Linked DNA regions of Mus musculus: region 1 is linked to region 2. The links are chromatin loops, found by intact Hi-C in ENCODE. Cell type or tissue: left cerebral cortex. All regions are shown on one strand. Links, peaks and the distances in the headings refer to the core of each region. The heading gives the core; the rest is flanking DNA. Region 1 overlaps Gm38512 (a long non-coding RNA gene). Region 2 has its middle 130 kb from the start of 1700017M07Rik.

Evidence for each region. Peaks named below come from ENCODE experiments on the same cell type or tissue, not always from the same donor. Only the 100,000 strongest peaks of a DNase experiment are listed, where the experiment ranks them.
Region 1: a loop joins it to region 2, with 2.0 times the contacts of the local background. A loop is called at or near these places in 3 of 42 quality-filtered maps.

What each region holds. Positions count from the first base shown.
Region 1 is chr3:35,337,760-35,343,145 of GRCm38, forward strand. Gm38512 (a long non-coding RNA gene) reads right to left here. Exons shown (of 3, transcript XR_389676.2): 2 at 1,927-2,055; 3 at 1-143. Among named protein-coding and RNA genes, the nearest start is that of Gm35425, 22 kb to the left of the region's middle. In left cerebral cortex, for the core only: a CTCF peak has its summit at 3,227; DNase peaks (open chromatin) are centred at 3,591, 4,245 and 4,961; H3K4me3 peaks cover 1,027 bases; H3K27ac peaks cover 2,372 bases.
Region 2 is chr3:35,138,970-35,144,355 of GRCm38, forward strand. No RefSeq gene overlaps it. Among named protein-coding and RNA genes, the nearest start is that of 1700017M07Rik, 130 kb to the right of the region's middle. In left cerebral cortex, for the core only: no CTCF peak of the experiment used is centred there; a DNase peak (open chromatin) is centred at 3,083.

The DNA of each region.
Region 1 (5,386 bases), core at 255-5,254, 200 kb after region 2:
ACTAGACTCCCCCTTAACTTTAGCAGTCTGGTTCTCTTCCCTGTCGTCAGTCAGCACTGGGTTGAAATTGTTTCTAGCATCTGACTATGGACTTGTTTGTTCTTTGTAAATCTCAGCCAATGCTCTCATCTGTAAAATACAAACTTCATGGAGTTTGGAATATCACATTAAATGAAGAAGTTCAGGTCAAGTGCTCTACCCTACTAATGTCATTTCCCATTAATGTCTTCCCCACACCTGACAGTGGAAATGGCCATTTCCGTTAACACAGAAAGCTAGCTGTCAAGGTCAGATAAAGTCATGAAGGGCAGTGCAACAGGAATATGATTAAGCCCACTAAGCTTAATGCTGTTCGATACATTTCAAAACAACTGTCTCTGGGACCAGAGGTGAGAGCTCAGTGGGTAAGGACACTCGCTAGGCAAGCATGAGGGCCTGAGTTTGAACCCCCAGCAAGAGAACATGCCTTTAATCCCAGCGTTGGGAGTCTGGGGCAAGCAGAACTCTAGAGCTCACTGGCAAGCCAGCTTAGCCTGAAGTGCAAGCTTCCACTTCAATAACTGACTTTATCTCCTAGGAATAAATCAGACAAAGAAAGACATTTGGTATCTGCCTATGGATCCACATGTGCCTGTCCTGCATAGAGGGTATGCATACCTGTACACTCATAGGAAGGCACACACACACACACACACACACACACACACATTACTGATTTTGATGAAATGCAAAAAGGTTTCCTTAATTCCTGATCTGTCCTTTGCAAGCTCTCTCTCCCAAGCCACTATCATGGCGCCCAGGCCAATGGACTATATCCCTCTGGGATACTCCGAATGAAACCCTAGTGGCTATTGTGAGCTTAAGGCCTGTCCTGGCTAGCCACACATCTCCCATCTCACATACCCTTAAGCTTAGTCTTCCTCTCACCTCTGGGACATCTAGAACCCCAGCCTCACATATTCTACCCAGTGCCATCTCTCCTCTCTGGTTCCTGAAACCCTATATAAGCTCAACTCCTTTAAGGTGCTCTTTTATATCCCCCAACTCTTCCAGCCTCCTCCACCCACCATGCTACCTCCACCTCCCATGCTATCTCCACCCATCATCCTCCAGTCACTCCGAACCACTTACCTTCTCAAATCTCACTCAGCTCCAGTTCTTTGGAGGTACTTCATGTTTTTTCTGGACTACTCTTTCCCTCTGCTAGAGCCCCCTTTTCACACACACCCTTCACTATTGGGTTACAGGTTCCCAGCTTTCCCAACCACAGAGCTGTTTAGGGAACCACATATGTGCTGTGATGTTTTGATCCTTACTCTTGTCATGGTTTTTATCAAACACCACTAAAGCCAGCTCTCCTGGCCCCTCACACTGAGCCTTTCCTATATGAAGACCTCAGTAGAAGTTTGCTAAACAATGATCCAAGTACTTGGAGCAAATGGTCAGATCAACTTCAATGGGAAGTGTGGAAAAGCATACTGATTATTAAAAAATTATTTGTAACAAACTGCATCACCCTGAGAAACGTCCCTTAACCAACTAAGGATGGGCAAACAGAAACTTAGGGAAGGATATCAAAATTCCTCCAAAGCCATACACTGAAGGGGAAGGGGAACATGGCAGGTTTTGAGAGCTAAAATGGCTCAGAGTGGTTTGAGGATGTGGTTGGAGGAAGAGTAGTGTGGGTGGGTGCAGGCTGGAGGGTGGTGGCTGGGTAGAGGCAGGGTGGTGTGTGGAAGTAGGATGGGGGCAGGGTGGTGAGGTGAGCTAAGCATGCGGTCTGGTTCATGCCAATGAGCTAAGGACAAGGATTCTTCTTTTCATCTTTACTTTGATTCTAGCCACTGCTCTCTGCTACCAGACCTTCATGCATGCCACACGCATATGCATTTCAACGTTGATGACACTTTAGTCCTGGATACCCACCTAAGGCACTGACGACATTGGGGCACTTTCTCCCAATGCTTCGTCTCCTGCCATCTTGGGTTTTCATCATTGCACAGAGTAGACCTTGGAACTTATTGTCTCTTGCATTTCTTCTTACATTGGAACTTGCTGTAAGACCAAGAGAGCAGCTGTTTCTTTCATTTGCTAGAAATATTCCATATATCTTGAAAAACCCTGAAATAGTCATTCTAGAACCATGCACTGGCCTATGGTAGACTTGGGACCACTGGCACCTTAAATGACACTACACACCTCAGTAGGATTTATGCAAGAGACGGGGAGGACCCAGCACCACACAGTAAGCACTATTGGTTTAAGAATTGTCCTTCAGTCTCTCTGCACATAGTAGGGAGAGCACCTTTGGCTCTTCACGCACAGTGGTGTAGTGCTGAGTCTAACAACAGTGTTTCTACATGTTTACATTTTGCCACGATGTTCTTTTTTGAGAGCAATCACTTTATTGTTTATGGTAGCAATATTCTTATAGCTTTGGTTTCAAGCAAATAACTTATCATCCAAAGCTGAGTCCACATCACAAACATGTTATTTAAACACAAAGGGGTAGGTACTGTGCAGTTAGTAGAAAAATCATGAGAGTAGTCAGGAAGAGATGAACTTTGGTTAAAAAAAGTAAGAATTGAGACTTGGATATCAAAACTTCAAATTAGACATTGATGTCGCTTATTTGGATGTTTCCGGACCCTCAAAATACAAGGTTTGCTTTAAATCAGCAATACACGTATTTTCCCTAATTATCTAGGCTTTCTTGATGCCATTTAAAAAACAAGTGTCTGCCCCATTCTCTTCATCCCTGTCCCATTCTTCCTAAAAACCATGAAGTAATTGTTCTGTGCACTATAGCACTCACGGGTGCGCCAAAAGGAAAAGAAAGACAAAAGAACCCTTCAGTCCTGAGACTGCCAGCGGCGTATGCAAACCTTGAGAAAGCAAGCTGGTGTGCAAGAAAACCGTTTTCATCACTAGCTCTAACCACCCGCCTCTTTCTTAAGAAGAGGATGAGGCCCACAGGATAATAAAAGGCTGCGGAACCACACAAAAGTTCCACATGTACAACCTCCTGAGTGGCCTTCAAGGGGGTAAGGGCAGGAGGTGGGCGGAGGACAGGCTGAGAGCTAGGCAGAAAGCCCTGCTTCTGGAAAGGCAGCTCACCTTACAAAAACATAATTCACTCTCGGGGCCCCTGCTCCGAAGATCTTGTTATCAGAAGGAAACAACAACCCAATAATTGTAACAACAATAATAAGCTGAGCCCTAGCGGTCAGGGTTTCTGCGGTGACCCACGGGATTGCAGGAGGGGAGTCTGTGAAGCGCCCTTAGTCTGGGGGGAGGGGACAGAGTCCGGCGCTTCAGCTTCTAAGTGGCCACAGCTGCTCCTGCCGCACTCGGGCCAGGTCCTTCTCTCCCTTCACAGCCCCCCAATCCAAAACCAGCACTAAGGAGCCAGACTGGGGGGGGGGGGGTTCATCCGCAGCAAGCAAAAGAGGCTACCCACTTAGGAAGAAACTGTGGGGCTGGAGAGCGGAGCGGAGGCTGGGGGATCTGCAGGGAGGGAGGCACTTCATTTTAATGCGCCACAGACAGAGTGAGATCTGATACTGGCAAAGTTTCAACGAAGATGGGGGCGAGGGGGCGGGAGGAGAAGAAAGGACTCTTTGACTGCTCAATGCTTGTGAGTTTTCCTGAGGAGGAGCATAAGGTCCAGTGGACATTCTGGGAATAATAATGAGGAACACACAGCATCAGAACACCAAATGAGGCTGACGATGATTCAACCTCCTCGTGCATCTGCGCCCACAAAACAGGACTTCAATTAAACAACCTTGCAGATCTGAACAGAAGAGAGAGCAGGGGGATTTTTTTTTAAATGAACCAAGTCCCTTTGGTCAAAATTAGGTGTTTGTCCTAAACTTCAATTCCTAAGCTGTGAACCTGTGCAGAGAGAGGGAGCTGGCCGGTTTCTTTCCAACAGTTTTTGAACCAGTGTCCTTCCCTTAGCGAGGCACCTCTACAAATTGTTTCAACCAGGCGGAGGGTAAGAGAATTCTAAATGAAGTGCTTTTTCCGTTTTTGTTTGGTTTTGTTTTGCTATTTCAACTGGCACAAACACATTGATATACACAGACCTTGCAGAGTGTGGCATCAACGCTGTATGTTTACAAAAAACAAACGGAAAGCACACCCGGCGAAAACAAAGACCCGTGCCTCAAATCAGGTCACACACAGCAAGAAATTTTACCTGCAGGAGTTTTTAACCGCTGCAGTGAACAGAGGTCATCTCAACCCTTAGCTGCCCTTTGGCCTCTGAGCACTGGACCTATTGGGTGTATTTGCGTCTACACTGAAGCAACACAGGTGCCCTTGGGGAGGAGGAGCCTGAGCCAAGCTATTTCAGAGAAGCAGATTCTCAGTTTTCAGAAGGGTCTCACGAGAAGCTTGGCCTGGTCTCGGCTATGAAAAGAAAATGAAAAGAAAATAATTCACATTTGAAAAGTGTAGATGTTTGTAAAACTCTGTGTTTGAACTACTAGAAACACACTCTCTCTCTGTCTCTCTCCTGCCCCCCCTCTCTCTCTCCCCCTCCTTGCTTCCTGTCTCCTCTCTCCCCTTCCCTAATTTCCTCAAATTCATCCTACTGAGCAACCTCAACAGAAATTTGGAGGGTAGGAACAAGAGTTTGAATGACCTTGGCTTCTAGCACTCTCTCCCAAACAAAGTACTAAACTGCCATCTGATAAATCAAGAGTTAAGTGCCTTTTGAAATACAAGCATTTTCTCAACCTGGATCTCTGAGAGCAATTTAAAAAAAAAAGTATTTAGCAAAACAAGAAAGCCAAATTTACAGATTTGTAAGACAGGAAAATGAACTAACCCAGCGCTGCTTAGGGAGAGGAACTATAAATGAAGCTCAGAGAGGGAGGCAGGAGTTCAGGAGTGGGCGTGTGAAGCCGGCACACCTCCCTCCTTGTCTGTTTTCCAGGAGGTTTTTGACAACTGGAGAGTGTGCAGCATGTGGGAAGTTATACTTTTTACAAAGCCTATGAACTTGGGCCAAAAATAAGAGTTCCAAAGGGAATCTAGGCCAGGAACACTGGAAAGACCAACTCTACTAGAGAAATGCATGCATTGGAGATGCTTGTAGGCTTCCAGTAAAACTGTGAAATAAAGATACACACTCTGAGAACTGGAGTGGGGCTATTAATGGAGTGGGGCGGGGCTACCTCTGTGTGTGTGTGTGTGTGTGTGTGTGTGTGTGTGTGTGTGTGTGTGGTGAAGGAAGGAAGGCCTGGCGTTCTCCACAGCTCTCTTCTGGCAGCTCTACCAAGAAAGGACCAAGCCACCATTCCCCTGCAGAGTGAGGCCAAACCCATGCACTCTTCACCAGCAGAAATATGGAAGACCTTAAACTGGAAGGCAGGAA
Region 2 (5,386 bases), core at 208-5,207:
TTCTCCCTTGAAGAAAATTAATTTTTACCTGATATAAACAAGCTAAGAGAATCACGTGTTATCCCTCCCCATCCTAAAGCATCCCAAAATGTGGTGGTGAGCAGTTGCTTATACTAAATATCTGTACTACGGCAGTACCTACCACCATGACCAAAGGGAAATTAAAGTATAGTATATGTGGATGATTTCAAAACATCCCTTGAAAAGGGAGAAATGTGGGCTGGGGAAGCGACTCAGTCCATGAACTGCCTCACACATCTGAGGTCCTTACCTTAGTCCCCAGAATACATGTAAAGCCGCTGGAAAAATAAAATAGCATGCATGCATGATCTCATAATAACATGGGAGGCGGACAGAGAGGTATCCTCGGGGCTCTCTGGCCAACCATGTTAGCCTACTTGAAAAGTTCTAGGACAATGAAAGACCCTGTCTCAAAGAGGGATGAGGGCCTGAAGAATGACACCATCATCCATACACACATTTGCACCAGCATACATACAATTTCTTTGTGAAATAAGAGATAACTGTAATGCATAATTCTTTAAACTACTGCAGTATGCCAAAGAACAGGATTCCCTCACAGATTATGGAAATGTGCACTACAGGTCATTTGAAAACAGTTTCAACAAGAGGCACCTGTATTTTGGCAATATAAAGTCAAGTCCTCGTTAATACTACATGTCTTTCAGGTGGGACTATTGGTAGCTACCAGATCCAGGACAGTTTACAAAGGTACTGTGAAATTCATTCTCAGACCTTCCTATCACAAGCCCACAGGCTCCTGAAATCTTAGCTTCTGAGCATTACACTTCTATAGAATAGTGACCTCTAAACGTTAGTGGGCATGAAAGGCACCCAGGAACTTGCTAAAAAGGCAAACTCTCATCCATCTCTTAAACTCACAGAAATTCTGAAAGATCTAGGGATCTTCATTTAAACCACATCTCTGCAGTTTGGGTCCGAGAACTGCCTTTTGAGAAATAGTAATGAGTGTTTTCAAGGTAACCGTTACAGGGAAGGTTTGCTTGGTGAAAGCCACACATCAAGCTGTGTTTGGGTCAACACTCATTGTGGACAGTCTGGCCACTCTGGCTCCATTATTCCCTTCTGCATCAGCCTATTTTGTTTTGATTTGAGGAGAGAGCACTGAGTCACTGACTTAAGCCTCCTCCTACTGCCAAGGTAAGAACATTCCAGAGTGAAACTCAGGACTTTGTTTAGGAGAAAGGCATTCATCTCTTTCCCATGTTGCCCTCTCCACCTGAATTTAAGAAAGCATGCAGTCCAGATATTGTGGGCGGCTACCTTACATGTAGAGGGTCAATCTTGGAATAAAATTTACACAGAGAACAGAAGGCAGAGCTGAGACTGCTGGGGTCAGAGGGACACTGTTAAGCCAGATCAATCCCTCCAAGAAGCCTGCCCTAGACTCTAGACTTCTCAGAACACAAGTCAAACATTCTTCCCTTCTTTTAAACAGCTTCTGATAATTTTAAAGGAAAAAAAAAATCACTTGATCGATATAAAATGTTGTTTTATGTTTTATACACCCATTTTTCCTAGCACTGAATTCTGTGTCTTCAAGATCTTTTTTTTTTCTTCTTTCTCAACGCCTTTAAGCATTCTTCATGGGTGTCAATAAGTCTGCGTTCTCGCTACCCATTGCTTCTCCTATAACAGCTGCTACCACATCTGCCTCTTTTTTTTTTTTTTTTCTCATTAGAACTAAATGAAACCATCAGATTCCCAAGTAGTTCTCCTCCTGGCAAAAGAGCTCTACTAAAGACCTTAAAACACACTAAATGAGATTCTTATTTCTAGAGGAAACAGCCCCTCTGTAGGTTGTCATAAAGACCCTCCCTTTCAGGAACTTTCACGCAGCTTTAGTCTTAGTGCCCTGAGATTTTAGGTACGTTTCAAAAGCAATGGGGTATTTTCCACTCATTGGCTCCTTCATAAAATGTGGAGTCTCATCCCAGTAGAAAGATGCAGACCTAGTAAGGGCACAGTTGAAGCCTAGGAGAAGCCACCACCCTGGTCCTCAGGAACAGCTAAACAGAGGAGTCCATCAAGAAATTCCTGGGCTGCCAACCAATGCCTCCAAGAAGCAGCAATTATTGGGTTTCTCTCTCCTAGAGACAGAACACAGAAAATTTCACCCTGTTTTCCCTGCTTCACTTAAGAAGATGAGAACAAATGAAACGAAGAAAACAAGTATCAGCCAGAGAAACTCAACCCAGGAATCTCCATTGCCCCCATGCCCCAAAAATCCAGAACACAAAGATGGAATGTCTAAAACTCTCCTAACTCCTGCGAGGCCCACTGTGGGGTTGAAATGATTTAAGGAGGTGAGATGCTTTCATTGATCTCTCCTTTTCCAAGAAAAAAAAATTTGACGAAAACTGTGTTCTAGGGAAATGTTATCAGAAACTTATTTGTTTGTGTATTTAGCTGTTGCTGTCTGCTTTACCCCTTATATAATGTTGACATTCTTTGAAAATGGGTAGATGGACCTTATTCAAGTTCTGACAGTAACTCTTTGTTAGTGTACAAACGGCTTCAGAGGTATTTCATTACCATTCGTAATCATCCGTTTGCTTCTAGCTGGTGACATTTGGAATAGTAAGCAGGGGACACTCTTTGTGTCCAGTGAGTTCATAGAAAGTTAAACTTACTTTCCACAACAGACTCAAGCTTAGCTACCATAACCCTCTTCAGTTACTGTGTGATGTGTTTGAACAGTATGAATGATTAATGAAAGCTAAATAGTCCAGTTTCTATCTTAAAACCTTTTTGTTAACTGCCAGAGAGCTGAGTGACTGGGAGGTGATTGCTGTTCAAATGAGTTATTTATGCAATCTGATGCTTGTTCCCTGACAAAAAATTTAATGTATCAGCTGCTCATTTTCAAAAGATGTAAAAAGTCAGAAACTCTTCCTGATGCCTTTTCCCATCCACAGACCAACACCAAGCTCTGTGGTCCTTGCCAGTTTGGCATCAGAAAGCGAACTTGGCTTGCCCGTCTGAACGAAGCATGGTTGCTTTCTCCCAAGGAAACCAAGATAAAATGTGGCAACGGGTAGCATCCATTACAAAGGTCCTGAAAGTTGCCTCAGAGTTTTCCTGGACCAGATTCTGGCATTGCTCCCAGAAGAAGGCCACTGCCACCCGTGAGCTACGAAAAACAGTCATGCCTGCTGGAGGGAGGGAAGTGTGTAAAACGCTCTGGGTGTTTACGAGCTGATCTGGAAGAGGCATCTTCAGAGATAACTCCTCTGGTAAAGGGGCTCAAGCGTGATGAGGAAACAGAGATTAAGAACCCAGGTGGAGACCACACCTGGGGGATGACAGGAACTAGAGTGGAGGAGGAGGAGGTTGGAGGAGGAGGTAGGTTTCCAGAACACAGCATAGTCGTGGGACATATAGCAGCATCACATGTAATATGAACATCCTTTGGCTTGTTTTGTGATGCTGGGGATCCAGTTCAGCCTCATGTATAGACAAGGCTTGTGCTCAGCCACTGAGCTGCACCACAGTCCTTCTCTCTTTAAGCAAACTTTACATTCTTTTGTTGGCTATGCTGTAAATGCCCTCTTACTCATTTTTTATAATTTGATGGCATTTGGAGCATTGCTTATGGCATGTTTGTCAACTCAACTCCATCAGAATTACGATCATAGCAAGGGATGAAGATACGAATGTCTACCTGACAATCTCTCTCTTTTTTTAAGCAATAAAACCTTTATCCTTTTCCATTTGGTGGTCTGTTGGACACGAACCATTTAAGAGTTTCCAAATAAAATGCTTTAGCACATCTGCAATTAATAAGCCTGAAGCTTATTTTGTACCATTCCTGGTCATCTCTTTTACCAGTTGTGTGTTACTTTGGTTAACCATTTCCTTTCAAAAAGGAGGAACAGAAACGGAATTAATCTAGTGGTTTTTGAAGAGAATTCACAGGTCTACTTCATTTGTTTAACAACTGAGCAAACATGTCACTGTTCAGTTACTACTTGCCCAACAGTATCCTGGGCCCTGGAAACACAGGGATGTTAATATTTAGTCCTTTACACAGAATCTCTGGAGACTATTATACAGAAAGATGAGCAGAGATGGTAGCAATTGATCATGAATATTAACCCAGGGATGAAGATAGTGTCCAAGAAAAACACATAACACTGTGCGTGTATGTGTGTGTGTGTGGTATATATATGTGTATATATATATATATATATATATATATATATATATATATATATATATATGTGTGTGTGTGTGTGTGTGTGTGTGTGTGTGAGTGTGTATACCCAATGTGTATATATAAATATATATAAATATATATGTGTGTGTATAAATATGTATATACATATATCCCAGCATATATTCCTGTATACCTACATATATAATACATCCTTATATATACACACATTATATATAAACATAGTATATATATGCATATATACACATATATGTATATATACACATTTATATGTATACTTACACACATATATACATATACATAAACACATGTATACATACACACATATACATATATATACATTGTATACACATATATACATATATACATTGTATACATTGTATATGTATGTATATATGTATACATACACATATACATATACATATATATATACATACATACATATGTAAAACTAACACACAAATATGTGTGTATTTTGTGAGAAAAGAATATTTTCAGGGCCAGTGGCTCATAGAAATTTTTCTGAAAGTGTGATTAGCTTTCAATGTGAAAAATCTTCACCTGTGGCAACTCTGTAATCATCAGAGCTAACTCACAAGGTAAGGGATAGGACAGAAGTTTTCTGGGTCAATTTTCTTCAGTCTGAGCCTACAGACAATTGATATGGATGTCGAGATACTGCCTGGACCTTCTCTTTGTCTCCATAGGTCATTCCCAGGATGCCTGTGGAAGGCGTAACCATTCTTGTTGGCAGAAAGTGCTTTCCAGACTCATGTAGCATTACATACTGAGACGAGTGGGGCATGTACCCCACTTCTGCTCCTTCCAGGACATCACATCCAAATGGTTGGCCTCATGGGCTGCTGCAATAGAACACAAGTGCATCATTTGGCTTCAGGTCACCCTTTGCCCTGTGGCAAGACAAGTGAGCAGACTAGCCAAGGAAAAAGCCATCTCATCCTAGCCTACAGCATTATAATCGGACAATTTCTTTAGATTCCATGACTCTGTCTGCTAGTGGCCCTGCATGAACTATTTGTTTTAGTTTTGTTGTTGTTTTGAGATGAGGTCCCTACTATTTTTCTCAGGGTGGGTTTGGATTTCTCTGAAGCTGCAGGTAGACTCCATCCCACCTACAAAGTGAGCTCTTAAATTGAAGACCTCATC